Regions from separate parts of the Homo sapiens genome. Here region 2 is linked to region 1. The links are chromatin contacts, found by Hi-C or POLR2A ChIA-PET in ENCODE. All regions are on one chromosome and are shown on one strand. Each heading gives the region's core, a stretch centred on a gene start or an enhancer-like site at or near the end of the contact. The rest is flanking DNA. Distances are from core to core; before and after follow the strand shown.

Evidence for each region. A loop is a pair of places that touch in the nucleus more often than their neighbours do. ChIA-PET counts read pairs that join two places held with the same protein, here RNA polymerase II (POLR2A). Pooled maps may share reads with other maps.
Region 2: a pooled map shows a loop between it and region 1 (4-fold over the local background). The contact joins the promoter of FKBP4 here to the enhancer-like site in region 1. A Hi-C loop is called at or near these places in 1 of 37 single-sample maps with no recorded cell type and 2 of 50 pooled maps. POLR2A ChIA-PET finds 5 or more read pairs at or near these places in 2 of 52 experiments (A549 and OCI-LY7).

Annotation. Positions count from the first base shown.
Region 1 is chr12:2,247,593-2,250,511 of GRCh38, reverse strand. All of the region lies in intron 3 of CACNA1C (calcium voltage-gated channel subunit alpha1 C), which reads right to left. Among named protein-coding and RNA genes, the nearest start is that of CACNA1C-IT3, 21 kb to the left of the region's middle. Within about 2 kb of position 1,516, at least 7 of the 41 ENCODE cell types and tissues checked have a DNase peak (open chromatin) inside an H3K27ac peak, as active enhancers do; they include OCI-LY7, where a contact is called at or near this core.
Region 2 is chr12:2,793,437-2,796,355 of GRCh38, reverse strand. It overlaps FKBP4 (FKBP prolyl isomerase 4), which reads right to left and starts at 1,386. Exons shown (of 10, transcript NM_002014.4): 1 at 1,112-1,386. The coding sequence starts at 1,216. The region is part of intron 2 of ITFG2-AS1 (ITFG2 antisense RNA 1); the gene reads left to right. RefSeq lists silencers at 338-747, 1,098-1,157, 1,188-1,567 and enhancers at 1,417-1,961, 1,962-2,507.

The DNA of each region.
Region 1 (2,919 bases), core at 267-2,766:
AGATCAAATGAGATCATGGATGTAAAAGTGTTCAGTGAACCATAAATTGCTACCCAGATATCAGCTGTCATCAACCACACCCACAATCCTGACTAAAGGTCTCGGGATGGAGAGAGGGTCTTGGCCTGTGCCCTTCAGGATTCGGTGCTGTGCGTGCAACCTGGGAGTTTCTGCCCTGTTAATAAGCTGAGTGCTCCCAACTCCAGGTGCTGGGAGGTGAACGGCCCAGGGTTGGAAATGTCTCTTCCTGGAGTGCTCAGTGCTGATGCTGGCCAGGTGGAGCACAGAAGACAAATGAACTCCGCAGATACTGACTGGGTGGGCTCTGTGAGGCACTGTCCATGCCTCAGGGAGATGGACTGATGCATCCTTGTCCTTGAGGAATCTAAAGAGAAGGCAAGGCAGGCCGGGTGCAGTGGCTCACGCCTGTAATCCCAGCACTCTGGGAGGCCGAGGCAGGTGGATCACGAGGTCAGGAGATCGAGACCATCCTGGCTAACACGGTGAAACCCCGTCTCCACTGAAAATACAAAAAATTAGCCAGGCGTGGTGGCGGGCGCCTGTAGTCTCAGCTACTCGAGAGACTGAGGCAGGAGAATGGTGTGAACCCGGGAGGCGGAGCTTGAGGCAGGAGAATCGCGTGAACCTGGGAGGCGGCGCTTGCAATGAGCCAGGATCGCGCCACTGCACTCCAGCCTGGGCAACAGAGTGAGACTCCATCTCAAAAAAAAAAAAAAAAGAGAGAAGGCAAGGCAGATGTCACTGATTCGGAGCCACCGGCCGAGTGAGCCCTAGACTAGATTTTAGGCCTGGCCTCACCTTGGACAGGTCACGTGAGTCCCCTGAATCCCAGGTGCAATAAACAGGGAACAATCATCACCTCTGTGTGCCCACTTCACAGAGCTAATGTGAGGGTTGGGGGTGACGAACTGCAGAGGAGTACCAGCAGGAATAACAGCAAACATTTACCTGGCATCTGCTCTGTGCCACACACTGTTTAAACCTTTTACAATCAGAGGGCAACAAACTTTTTCTGTAAAGGGTCAGGTAGTAAATATTTTAGGATTTTATTTTAGGATTTGTAGGACAGACAGTCTCTGTCACAATTACTCATCTCTGCTGCTGCTGCAGAGAAACAGTCACAGACAAGACATAAATGGATACGTGTGGCTATGTTCTGATACCATTTTATTTACAAAAGCAGATGGCAGGCCGGATGTGGCCTGTTCGCCAGTTCACCAACTCCTGCTTTGCATACTTCCCCTCACCATGACCCAGTGAAGTATACGTCACTTCATACTCACTTTACAGATGAGAAAAGTGAGGCCCAGTCACATGAATTAACTTGCTCAATGTCAGAGAGCTGTTAAGTGGCAGGCTTGGGATTTGAAGAAAGGCAGTCTGGCCCCAGAGTCCTTACCTCCTTACCTCTCTACTGACAGCCTATTCAGAACGCTAGAAATGAAACGTGACAACCACTACATCAAACTGAGGTGCCAGTCAAGCATGGCCATAATAATAGCCAACATTTCCTGAGGGCCTATTTTACGCCAGGCACGGTGCCAGGTGCTTCCCAGATGCAACCTTCATAGCAGCTCTGTGAGAACAGGACTATCGTGATGCTCATTGTACAGAGGGAGAAACAGAGGCTGAGGGTTACCATAACTTGCTCAAGGTCCCAGAGTCAGCAAGTATTAGAGCCATAATAGAACCTAAGTCCGTCACCGCCAAGGTTGGCATTGCCCCTCCACACCGTGAGGCCCTCTTGCCAGGAGGCAACATCCGCTCCTGTCTTTCGGTTACTTCTTTCCAGAGTAAAGGTAGACACTGTTCTCTTCGAGAGTTTATACCACTGCGGCTTTGAACACGGGAGCGTGATGCACTGCCTTGGGGATGATCACCCCCAGGAAGACAGGAAGGCTCACTTCTCTGCCCCAGTTGCAGCCATCGCCTCTCCAGCACCGACTCCTGTCTGTCCTGCACACCACTCAACACAGAGCATCTGCCAGTTTCTACAGCACTGCAGGCAGAACACTCACTTGCAGGCTGCTAACTAAAAATACTGGAAAATGGAGCCCAGTGAGGCGGCCTCGGTTCCTTCACAATGGAAAGGGATGATCCCGTGGGTCCTTGGCCCGGTGCAGAGAAATGTTCCCTGGAAGGACAGCACGGAGATTCCCAGCATCCAACTCTGGTTCCTGGACTCATCTCCTCCTCCCCTTAACTGGTCAGGAGCTGAGCATGAAAGAGACACTGCTCACTGGTTATATTTATAGAGCAGAGTCCAGCAGCCAGGAAGTGGACATTATGGGAATGTACAGTGTAAACACAGCATAGGAGAGGAGATTCTTAATTACTTTGCAATGGACATTTGAGCCAAACCTTCCTAGGTTAGCTAAGTTGTGTGTGGTGTTACTGTTTCTCCAATGAACACACACACACATATATACATAGAACTTAATTTTAAGTTAAAAAAAGTTTGAGTGGAAAAAGATGCCCACGATTCAGCTCAATTTTAGAAATAACTAATTATATTTGAGAATGGGAGAGAAGAGTTCTTTCTGGCTTACAAAGGTTCTCAGCCACCTGTCCCCCCTCTGCAGTGGCCACAGCACCTTTTCTCCTTTCCATGTACTGTTTCTTGCTTTGTTCCTAAAATTCAAGTTGTCTTCCCCTCCCTTGGAGAATAAAGAGAAAGGAGCAGGTGAGAACGAGACTAAGTGGAGGTGACAGAGAATGAAAAGAGGAAGCACAAAGAGGCTCGGCAAGAATCCAGAATTTTAGAAGGAAAAAGAACAAGTGATTAAAGACCTAGAAGGTTTCAGCAAAAGTTTCCTTTTGTCCCTTTGCAAAATCTTGCCATCGTCCATAGGGAACTGAGGAGGGACCAGGAAGTCTAGATTTCGCCGTGGCTGCCCA
Region 2 (2,919 bases), core at 137-2,636, 550 kb before region 1:
CTCGTAGAAAACGGCAGGACGCTGGAGCGAGAAGGGGAAGTCACATGCCACAGGAGAGCCGCTGGAGCAGACGCTTGAGGTCCCCAATAATCTGGTGCAAAGACAGATGCACTTCTGGACCAGGTAAAGGCCCCCTGAGGTGGGTGCCGCACACGCGGAGCTCAGCGGTGGGAAGCCAGGATGAGGACGCAGCAGCGGATGGGGAGAAGGCATAAGACGCAGGCTGGGAATTCACCATCTCTGATTCTCCCTGGAACCTGCTCCGACCCAAGGCAGGTTGTCCTGGCCCAGGTCAAGATGCCCTCCCCGCAGCTCCCCAGGCTATTTGTAGTCGAGCGGTCACTCGGCGGCAGGCTCCACAGCAGAGCGCCTCCTCCCCGCCCCACACCCCGCAGCCCTGGCTCCGGGAGGCGGCGGAGGGGGGAGGGGACTACAGCTCCCGGCATGCCCCGCGCCCGGCCTCCCCGGGGCCGAGGGAGGGGGCGCCGCGCGGCGAGTGGGGACCTCGCTGGGTCCCGGCGTCGGCAGGGGACCCCGGGAGGGCGCCGGAACCCTGTCGCGCCTGCGTCGCACAAAGGCCGAAGGGCCAGGAAAGCACTGTGGGGAGTCGCTCCCCGTCCTGGCCCGTGTTCCACCGCCCGGGTGGGCGAGCCCTGGCACCGCCACCAACGAGGCGGCCCGCGGCTGGCAGCTCCGCTGGGGCCGCGAGGTCGGGGGCGGCGTGGCGTGGGAGGCCCGGCCTGGCCCCGGGCTGCGGCTCGGGTGCCCGCGGCGGTCGCCTCGCCCCGCCCCTCTCCGCCGCCCCGCGCGCGCCGGGGTGGGCACTGCAATCCCGACCCCCTGCCCGGGCCCGGGCGCTGCCGGCTGGGGAGCCTGGGGCCTCGGCCCGCGCACCTAGGCCGCCCCCCTGCCGAGCGCATGGCCGGCCTCGGTGCCTTAAACGACGCAGCCCGGTCCGGGACGGCGATGCCACCGGCCCCCGGCGGGACGGCCGCGAGGCTGCAAAGGCGGCCGCCTCGACCCGTGCCCGGCCGCGGGCTCCGGGCGCGGCGGAAGGGCGGCCCGCGGGGCCCCGGGTTCCGACGCCTCCGCAGGCCCCGCCGCCCCTCACCTTCAGCACGCCTTCGTCCTGTTTGGGGCTGATGTCCACTCCCTCCATGGGCAGCGGCGCCGACTGCGCCCCGCTCTCGGTCGCCTTCATCTCCTCGGCTGTCATCTCCGCGCGGCGCGCCGTTTATCCGGGAGCTGGTGCCGGCGCGAGCGCACTCTGGGCCGCGGGCGGGGGCGCTACCTGCGGGGCGTGCGGGAGGCCGGGCGCGGCGGCACTGACTGCGGACCGCGAGGAGGCTTGAGCACCTCTGCACGCGGCGCGAGAGCTGGGGTAGGTGGGTCAGGAGCGGCTCGGGGAGCGATTGGTCCCGCCCCGCCGCGAGGGAGGGGCTGGGAGGAGCGGGAGCGCAGACAGAGGGGGCGGGGTGCAGAACTTTCTAGAGACGGCGGGACTGAGCCGGTTCGGGCTCAGTGCTGCGGGCGCTTCGGAATTTTTTTTTCTTTTTTTTTTTTTGGTTCTTGCCTCCTTCTGGCTGCCTGCCCCCTCCCCCTTCTCCTGGGACCCTCGGACTCGGGATCTCCCCGGCGGCCTCCCTTGGCCCTTCCTCCCTCCCTCCCATCCCCGCCCGCTTCCCTGTCTAACCGGATTCTTCCAGATTCTTCTCGATCGATCTCCCGACATCACTCCACCAGTCCGCTGCGCCTGCGGCGGGGTGTGGGGAGCGCAGGCTGCGGGATGGCAGTGGCGGCGCCCCCTCCCCGGGACCGGCCGTCACCACGGGCGGCGTGGCCTCTCTGCTATGACCCGCGTAGACCCTTCCCTACTTGGGGGAAAGAGGGCAAGGGCGTGCGCGGGGAGCGGGGAGTGAGTGGACAGCGCTGCCCCGCTGCAGAGAGCCGGGGAAAGCGACCTCGATTTCCCCAGATCCGAGAAGCCCCGGCCAGGCAGCGATGCCTCGCTCAGCGCCTGCAGATGCTGCGAGCAGCGGGGTTGGCAAGGCATGGCCCGCCCAGCTCGGAACTCAGATGGGGCACACACTCAGGGGACCCTTCCCGGCGGTAATAAAACTGCCGTTTCCGCGAATGCTTACAAAGATGGGTTCCCCTCACGAAAAAAGTCACTCGGTTTTCCTAAAGGCCCACAGAAGGAGTATTTTCTTCTCAATGTTTGCTTCCCGAGTGTTTTTCGACAGGCTGTGGAGCGCGCAGGTGCCGGTGTCACCTAAGCTATGGTCGTGGGACCTAGAGAGCCATCTAGAGAGGGGCCTGGTTTTGCTCAGCACCTAACCCCAGTTTAGCATAGTGCCTGGTGAGTGATGTCCCAATAGTTACTGGCTGCATGAATTTTCCTTTTTTAAATTTCTTTTTCCAAGTCTTGGCTGATTTTTTTTTCTTTTTTTTTTTTTTTTGAGACAGGGTCTTGCTCTGTCGCCCAGGCTGCAGTGCGGTGGTGCGATCTTGGCTCTCTGTAGCCGGGACTACAGGCGTCCGCCACCACGCCGACTAATTTTTGTATTTTTAGTAGAGACGGGGTTTCGCCATGTTGCCCAGGCTGGTCTCGAACATCTGGTCTCAAATGATCCGCCCGCCTCGGCCTCCCAAAGTTCTCGGATTACAGGCGTGAGCCACTGCGCCCAGCCTGAATTTTTATTCCAATAATAACTGTATTTTTGGACTTCCCGTTATGTGCCCGGCACTGTGCGATTGGACGCCATTAGTCTCATCAAACTAAATTGAAAGCTTTTTAGAGATGAACTTTCAGCGTCATAATGTGATGATTTATTGTAGTCCCTGCCGACGGAACTTGAAAGGGATGCAGAAGAAAAAGCCCTTCGCTTCAGCAATTTACAGCCCAAATGAGTTGAGCCA